3 separate regions of the Homo sapiens genome follow, and regions 1 and 2 are each linked to region 3. A link is a contact called in ENCODE Hi-C or POLR2A ChIA-PET data. All regions are on one chromosome and are shown on one strand. The core of a region is the stretch at or near the end of the contact, and the rest is flanking DNA. Distances in the headings are between cores, read along the strand shown.

Region 1 (2,700 bases), core at 201-2,700, 550 kb after region 3:
ATCCTCCTGCGTCAGCCTCCCAAAGTGCTGAAATTACAAGCGTCAGCCACCATGCCGGGACTGGAAGCCTACAATTCTAAATTGTACTGATGAATATAGAGAGGAAAAAAAATGAATAAACAAAATTCTTAGAACCAAATGATTATAATGAGACTGGGAAAAAATTATTTGAAATCTGACAGTTATATATTGAAACAAAATAAAAGCATTTATAAAGTCCTGGATGCAATTTAAAATAAAAAGAATATTGGCTGGGAGTGGTGGCTCATGCCTGTAATCCCAGCACTTTGGGAGGCCGAGGCGGGCAGATCACGAGGTCAGGAGTTCGAGACCAGCCTGGGCAACATGGTGAAACGCCGTCTCTAAAAATACAAAAATTAGCTGGACGCAGTGGTGTGCACCTGTAGTCCCAACTACTTGGGAGGCTGAGGCAGGAGAATCGCTTGAACCCGGGAAGCAGAGGTTGCAGTGAGCCGAGATCATGCCACTGCACTCCAGCCTGGGTGACAAGAGTGACACTGTGTCTCAAAAAAAAAAAAATTATATTGGTCAGGTGTGGTGGCTCACGTCTGTAATCCCAGCACTTTGGGAGGCCAAGGCAGGAGGATCACTTAAGGCCAGGAGTTCGAGACCAATCTGGGCAACAAAGAGAGACCCCTCCCCAACCCCATTTCTACAAAATTAAAAATTAGCTGAGCACGGTGGCTTGTGCCTGTAGTCCTGGCTACATTCAATAATTACTAAGAATATTCTAGGCTAGGGTTTTTCAGAGTGTGGTGCATGGCAATCTGTGTCAGAATTCCTTCAGGTGCTTCCTACTGAATTAGAAGCTCCAGGGCCCGGAAATCCGCATTTTAAACTAGCTCCGTAGGCGATTTGGATTCACACTAAAGACTGAGGACCACACTGTTCTAGGCACTGTTAGGTGCTGGGACCTAACACGAAACAAGGTAGACGTGGTTCCTGATTTCCCAGTATGCTCATATAGGGGTTGGTCGCATTAGTGATATGGGTGCTAGAATGGAAGAAGTAAGATCACATAGCAGGTGCGCCTAGTTCAGACTGAGGAGGGATCTGCAGCTCTAGAGACGTCTGTACTTCAGAGAAATACAGGAGCTGTCAGCTCGTGGAGGCGAAGGGCAGCCGTGGCCGTGAACAAAATGGCCAGGAGGAGGGCATCGTGTGTGAAGCGGGCTAAGGACCGAATTGTGAAAGACCCCAAACCACCCAGCCTTCCATCCCCCAAGATATCCGTCTTTGCCTTCGCTGGCCTTCCTCTGCGGAGCTACGCCCGCGCCCAGGGTGGCGGAGCCGCGCATCAACACCCTCTCGCCTCGGGACAGTCTTCCGACTCAGCCTTCTAGAGCAAGGCGAGGCGGGGCGGGGCTCAACCGAGGCCCTCCCCGGCTGCCCGGAGACTGCGCCGGACGCGCCAGCCCTGCGGGATGACGTCAGCGCGCCGCGCGCGCCGAGGGAGGAGCGGGCGCCGGGGGCCGGCTGGCGCGGGGGCTCCGGTAACCCGGGCTGGGCGGGGGAGAGGAAGGGGCGGGGCAGGGAGCCCGCCAGAGTGCGGGGTCGCGGTGCGGACTTCGAGCACGAGCCCTAAAGACGCTCAGCACTCGTCGCTTCTCCTAGCAGACCCTGCCCGGCTTGGCGATGGAGTTTCCGGACCTCGGCGCTCACTGTTCGGAGCCGAGCTGTCAGCGCTTGGGTGAGGGGCGGAGCGCGCGGGGGGCGGGGCCCAGCGGACAGGGACTTTGAACCGCAGGTTGGGAGGGAAGGGTGGGCTCCCAGGCTGGCAATGCCGGGGGGCGGGGCTTGAAGCTGGGGGGGGGTGGTCAGCGGCAGAGGGGGCGTGGCCAAGGAGGTAATGGGCTTGGGAAGGGGCGGTGTGTCGAAAATAGGGTGGCGTTTTCCTTCCCGAGTGGAAGACTTGAGTGAGAGAGAAGGACATCGAGGTCCCGCTGGACCTGCAATCCGACCAACTCTTTGCAGATTTTCTGCCGCTTAAGTGTGATGCCTGCTCAGGCATCTTCTGCGCAGACCATGTGGCCTACGCCCAGCATCACTGTGGATCTGCTTACCAAAAGGTGAGGGGGCGATCCTCAGGGTGAAAGCAGGCAGATGGAGAATGCGTGCAGAATCCCCCAAATCTGTGTCTCACGTTTCTTCTCCCTTTTGTCCTTCTGAGGCTGTCAGTGCTGGGAAACACTGTTTTTTTGCGTGTTTGTGGTGGGTCATATCCAAGTTCTTTCAGGACCAGAGATTTGTTGGACTGGAGTGGGCCACAGACTGACCCTTGCTCCTTGACTACAGGATATCCAGGTACCTGTGTGCCCTCTCTGTAATGTGCCTGTGCCTGTGGCCAGAGGGGAGCCCCCTGACCGTGCTGTGGGAGAGCACATTGACAGAGACTGTCGCTCTGATCCAGCACAGCAAAAACGTAAGGTAAACATTGTAGGGGTCAGCCACAACCCAGCTGGGACTACGGATGCCTGGAAACCCAAACAGCTAATCAGAGTCTCAGCAGAGACAACCTTCTCACTTCACCTCAGATCTTCACCAATAAGTGTGAACGCGCTGGCTGCCGGCAGCGAGAAATGATGAAACTGACCTGTGAACGCTGTAGCCGAAACTTCTGCATCAAGCACCGGCATCCACTGGACCATGATTGCTCTGGGGAGGGGCACCCAACCAGCC
Region 2 (2,700 bases), core at 201-2,700, 620 kb after region 3:
GCTATTCCGTGACTTGCTCCAGATTCAAAGTCCCAGTTGGAGCATCCGATTGGCGGAGCTCATGTCTTCTGCCTGCAACCCCAGAGCCGAGTCAGGGAGAGCAAGCATTGGGGCTTTGTGGCAAATGGTGGCCTGCTTTCCATTAGGGCCCTTGCGATGGGAATTCCCCAAATGTAGGCAGGAGGTTCTGATGGTGGGCAGCCAGGAAACCAGGACACTCACACCACCTTCTTCTCTCACGTCCGCCTCAAACCCTTCTCGTTGGCGAAGTATTCCTGGGTCCCCCAGCCTAAAGCACTTTTCTGGACTCACATAACCATTATTGCTTGAGCCAATCACGATGCCAGCAGGACCGCAGTAACACCTAATTCGTACCATGTCTCATTTGACTTTCAAACAACCCTAGGCACTACCTATATTTAGTGAGAAAAAAAGAGTGCTCAGAGATTTTCCCAAGTCTCACAGTAATGCCAGGTTGTACTCTGTTTCCAAAGCCTCGGGTTTCCCAGCGGGCTACACTGATGGGCTGGTATCTTATCAAGTTCAAGCTCTGCAAAGGCAGGGCTTGGGCCACATTCTTCTTTATACGGCCTGGCAGCATCTTGAATGCAGAAAAATGCTCAGCTAACGCCTTTGGATTGGCCTGGATGGGATCAAGCAGGAGCCAGTTCTGGAAGGTTTCCTAACTCTCCAATGAGGCCTGAACCCAGGGAGCATTTTGAAGTGGAATAGGCCTACTCAGGATCAGTTTGGGAAGACTTGAACCTGGGGAATTCCGTTGTACGGCCCCCTTTACCTCACCTCCCCCAAATGTGTCAAAACTGTCAACAAGAGGTTTGCAGGTGTTCATTATTTATTCATCCCACGGGTAGTTTTGAACCCCTACGACTGCTCTAATAGACCAGTGAGAAAAAACACACAATTCCTGTCCTGTGAAATCGACATTCTAGTGGGGGAGGTGAATGGTAATAAAAAATAATCAAACCAATAAATGCTAATTTGTGGCTCTAACAAGCCTGATGAAGGAAATGCCACGAGATGCTGTAAAAGGCAGTTCTGACCTACTCAGGAAAGCCAGGGCAGCCTGCTGGGGGACCTGGGGCTGGAGCTGGGAGCTGAAGAAGGGGGAGGAGTTAGAACCGTGGTGGGGGGAGGGAGGGAAGAGTCTGAGTCCTCGAGGTGGGTGAGTAAGCATGGATCATCGCTCATGTTTATAAGAAAGTGACAGAGGAACCTGGGGGCCGAGCGGCTTGTTTGTGGGCTGCCCCAGCCTCCGTGCGAGCGCTTCTCGCTTGGATGGAGGCGGGGCCGCAGTCTCCCAGGTCCCAGCTGGGGCTGACGTCGTCCTGGTGTGTGCCCAAAATAGCCGGCTCCGCCCTCTTCTCCCGGCAGCCCCTGCAGGCCCCCACCCCCCCAGGGGACAGGCGGAGCCGGCCTTCTCCCCGTCTCTAGTAGTTTCCGCACCGCTGACGCATGCCTGCGCGCACAGCTGGGCCGGGCGCGTCCTACGCAGCAGCCGCGAGCCGGGCTGCGGGTGCCAGACGGTTCCCGGCGGGGGGCAGGGGCGGGGCGCCGCAGGAGGCCGGGACTCCTGGCGGAGGAGGTGCGGCCGGGGGCCCGGGTCAGGCTGGGGGCCCTGGATCGGACTGCTGGAGTTGGGGGGCCCCGATAGGGCTCCTGGGCCTGGGCGTCGAGATAGCTCTTGGCCCCGGCCTGCGGGGGCAGATAAGGCTGCCGGAGGGAGCCTAGTCACCGGCCGCAAGCAGAGCCCGGTGTGCTCCGCTTCCAACTGGGAGCGCCTTCCGCCACCCGGGGAGGGGGACTGCTGCAGCCACAGGGTGGGGCTCTTGGTTCTTTCCGCCTGACTCCTTCTCTTCTGCAGCCCCAAGGAGGCCCGCCTGACGACTGACCAGTTGCCATGGCATCCTACTACGAGATCCTAGACGTGCCGCGAAGTGCGTCCGCTGATGACATCAAGAAGGCGTAAGTGCCTCCGTATGCAACAGAAGACCTCTCACCCTCCACCCGCCACCACCATGGGGCACTTCAGAGTGACACCTGTAGGTGTCTGAGGGAACCAGGTCGTTAGAAAGCACTGGGGTGCTTCTTCCGAGTGACACCTGCAGGGAGGAAAGAGACCCCTGGTAGAGTACAAGGAGAACGTCCAGAGAGTGAAGTAGTTAGTTCCTCTGGGAGCTGCACTGTGTTATGGGTTGTTCTCCAGTTGATCTTCCCCTCCTCCTCCTCCTCCTCCTCCTTTCCCCTCCCCTCCCCCTTCCCCCTAGATTTGGGCATTCTCAGGCTGCAGTGCAAAGATGCAGTGCAAAGAGGCTCTATGAGGAGGAGGGGCCGGTGTCCCTGTACTCTTCGAGGCCACATGTGCCCCAACCTTTGCAGCCCCAGTCCAGTGAGCCCTAGGGAGGGGCTAGGGACCCTGGCATTGTATCCGCTTGTACATGTGGTCCCAGCACTGGTGGCGGAGGAGAGAGGGTGGAACTTGATGAAAATATCACAGCAGCGGCAGCCCTAGCAGCTGGGGTGGACTGGGACCCGGGGGTGAAAGGACAGTGATAGGCTAATGGGAAAACAGGTCGTTCGGTTCCTGGGTGGGAAGTGCCTGCATTTGTCCCCCGACTCTCTCCTCTGCACCCACTTTCTGCAGGTATCGGCGCAAGGCTCTCCAGTGGCACCCAGACAAAA
Region 3 (2,710 bases), core at 211-2,710:
AGCTGAATAATTAGTAATTAATAAGAATGATGGGAATCACTTCATGAAATTGAGTCACAGACAAGATGCAAAAAGAAAAAAAGAAGAAGAAACCAGGCCGGGCGCGGTGGCTCAGGCCTGTAATCCCAGCACTTTGGGAGGCCAAGGCGGGCCGATCACCTGAGGTCAGAAGTTCGAGACCAGCCTGGCGAACATTGTGAAACCCTGTTTCTACTAAAAATACAAAAAATCAGCAGGGTGTGGTGGCACACGCCTGTAATCCCAGCTACTCGGGAGGCTGAGGCAGGAGAATCGCTGGAACCCGGGAGGCGGAGGTTGCAGTGAGCCGAGATCGCACCATTGCACCCCAGCTTGGGCAACAAGAGCGAAACTCCGTCTCAAAAAAAAAACAAACAAAAACCAAGATCCTGCAATCTGATAGTCCCTATTTCCAGAATCCCATGGACTCAAAACAACAGATCACAGGGATTCACAAGGTGGCTGGAAAGTGCACTCCCGTGGTCAGAGGGATTCTCTGGAAACTGCAGCCTCCACTTACTGAATATTATCGCTGTTCTGGGGAATCTTCAAGCTTGACCATACATGGCCTCCGGGGGGAGCCAAGGAGGACGCTGAGCCGTCAAGATTAAGAACCTTCACCTGCGGGAGGGCAGGGTGAGGTAGGAGACAGGTGGGCACCAGAGAAGAAATACGCTTATCTTCCGGGCAGGAGGGCTGAGGAAGAGAAAGGACAGACTAAGGCAGAGAGAAGGCCTGGAGAAACAACGGGCCCCGGCCTAGCGACCCAGGTTCCCACCTGCCTCTGGCTCTGACTCACCGCGTGGTCTTGGACAGACACAGTCGCTTCGCTTCTCTGGGCCTCAGCTTTCCTATCTGTAAAATGGAGGTGATGACAGTGTCCACATCGTCGGGCAGGAGCTGGATCATAAGAGCCAGCGAACTGGAAAGGCGGTTTGTAACCTGGAAGGCTTGGGATGGAGCATCGTCATGATTTTGTCCTGAGAGCAGCAGGTACCCGGGCGGGGTCCAGAACCGTGACGCGACTGCAGCGCCGGGGCCCAGCTCGTCTGGGTGCTCCCTTCAGTACCTCCTTCCGAGAGTTCCCAGCGCCCAGGCCCACCCTGATCCCGGGGCTCGAAAAACTTTGCCTCCAGCTCGCTCCACCCGCATTCCCTTCCCAGTTCCGCCCCGCAGCCGCTCACTCACCTCCAGACCCAGAGCCGGCGGGAGCCGCATCTCTATGGTCGGCCGCGGCTGGAACGGCCCCCGGGGCCCGCTTTGTGCGACCGCCTCCGGCTCAGCCGCCTCTAGGATATTGGGGATGTGGAAGCCACTCTCTCTTCCTCTTGCCGGCTGCCGGGGTACTCTATGTTTTGTCTCTGTGGTTTTTCCCGCCCTCCACCCCCACTCCAGCCCTGAAGCCGGAGAAGCACCATCGAGAGCTCTGGGGTAGAGTGGCGTGGGCTTCTCTGTGGGTGTGGCGGGAAGTAGATGAAAGGACCCGGGGCGGGGCCGAACGCAGCTTCCCCAAGGTGCAGGCGCGGTGAAACCATCGAGACGGAGGGCCAGAGAGTCACGGCGGTGAGAGGGCTGAGTGACGGGTTACCCCAAACCATGTGGCTGGAGGCGCGAGCTGGGGTGTGGGCGAGGTTCAGGAGGGGGTTCCTGGGTGTCGCGGAGGGGCCGGGGACGGGAGAGCTTTGTCTGTGGCCTTCCATGCATAGGTGTTTTGGAATTCTGGATCCCAGTTCTGAGGCTCAGCCGAGGTCACTGCTGTCAGCTCACCTCCCTGCATGCCAGGCGCAGGGCAAAGTGGCCGGGGTTCGGGGTTGGAGGAGAGGTGTACTAGAAACAACTTTGCTCTTGTCCCTCAGGATCTTATTGTCTACGATGTGACGATCCGTGGAGAAAGTAGCAGATGGGCAGATTTTCATTTGGGGAGAATGAGGGAGAAAAGAACGGGCATTCCGAGCCAAGAGCACTGCATGAGCAAGGAGTTGGGAGGTTGCTTACTTGTTGAACATATTTGTTGCGTATTTGCATATTTGCTAAACAGGTAGTGTTAGGAGCTAATCCATGAAAGGTAGGTGGGCGCCGTATTGTAGAGAGCCTTGAGTACCAGGCTGAGTTTATACCCAATTCAGGGGTCTGCTGGGAGCCAGCCATTGAAGGTGCTGGAGCAGAGAGAGATATGGTATTGGAGCTGATCCCTATGATGAAAGATCTGGACCCTTGTGTAGATGTTCCGTGAAGCAGGAGGTGAAGACCTATTAAAATGCCATTTCAAGAACTACGATTTTAAAGACAGTTTAGGTGGGAGGTAATAAAGGTCTAAACAAGACGTTAAATATTGGGGACGTAAGGGGGAGGATATTTGAAGGACATTACTCATAACAAGACATAGGGTTACTGACAAGTCAACGGACGCTTCTCCCTTGCTGACTGCAGCCAATGGACCCCTTTTTATCATAGCTGGTCCCAGGGACCACAAAAATCCTGTCCATCCATTACCCTGATGTGAAGCCTGTTTATATAGCTCTTTTTGGTTTAAGGCATCTCCAGACATGGTCCTCTGGTAGGAAACAGGTATGAGTAGACTAATGAAGGACAAAATGGGATGAGGGACCTGGAGCCTCCACCCTTGCATTCCAATACCACCCTTACCCCACAAAAGGAGGGTATTGACCCACACAGTAATGCTGACCTGTGG

What was found. A loop is a pair of places that touch in the nucleus more often than their neighbours do. ChIA-PET counts read pairs that join two places held with the same protein, here RNA polymerase II (POLR2A). Pooled maps may share reads with other maps.
Region 1: a loop to region 3 is called in a map of naive thymus-derived CD4-positive, alpha-beta T cell, with 14 times the contacts of the local background. The contact joins the promoter of ZFAND2B here to the promoter of ZNF142 in region 3. A Hi-C loop is called at or near these places in 1 of 168 maps with a recorded cell type or tissue (naive thymus-derived CD4-positive, alpha-beta T cell), 2 of 37 single-sample maps with no recorded cell type and 9 of 50 pooled maps. POLR2A ChIA-PET finds 5 or more read pairs at or near these places in 1 of 52 experiments (OCI-LY7).
Region 2: a map of naive thymus-derived CD4-positive, alpha-beta T cell shows a loop between it and region 3 (13-fold over the local background). The contact joins the promoter of DNAJB2 here to the promoter of ZNF142 in region 3. A Hi-C loop is called at or near these places in 1 of 168 maps with a recorded cell type or tissue (naive thymus-derived CD4-positive, alpha-beta T cell), 1 of 37 single-sample maps with no recorded cell type and 8 of 50 pooled maps. POLR2A ChIA-PET finds 5 or more read pairs at or near these places in 3 of 52 experiments (OCI-LY7, activated CD4-positive, alpha-beta T cell and activated T-cell).

Annotation. Positions count from the first base shown.
Region 1 is chr2:219,205,332-219,208,031 of GRCh38, forward strand. ZFAND2B (zinc finger AN1-type containing 2B) reads left to right here and starts at 1,451. Exons shown (of 9, transcript NM_138802.3): 1 at 1,451-1,711; 2 at 1,996-2,090; 3 at 2,317-2,448; 4 at 2,556-2,700. The coding sequence starts at 1,657. RefSeq lists enhancers at 1,043-1,292, 2,410-2,700 and a silencer at 1,343-1,742.
Region 2 is chr2:219,277,916-219,280,615 of GRCh38, forward strand. It overlaps DNAJB2 (DnaJ heat shock protein family (Hsp40) member B2), which reads left to right and starts at 1,451. Exons shown (of 9, transcript NM_006736.6): 1 at 1,451-1,603; 2 at 1,883-1,983; 3 at 2,663-2,700. The coding sequence starts at 1,919. RefSeq lists an enhancer at 1-275 and silencers at 1-54, 1,296-1,775.
Region 3 is chr2:218,658,163-218,660,872 of GRCh38, forward strand. ZNF142 (zinc finger protein 142) reads right to left here and starts at 1,461. Exons shown (of 11, transcript NM_001379659.1): 1 at 1,207-1,461; 2 at 818-968; 3 at 539-714. It overlaps BCS1L (BCS1 ubiquinol-cytochrome c reductase complex chaperone), which reads left to right and starts at 1,521. Exons shown (of 8, transcript NM_001079866.2): 1 at 1,521-1,581. RefSeq lists enhancers at 585-704, 1,515-1,644.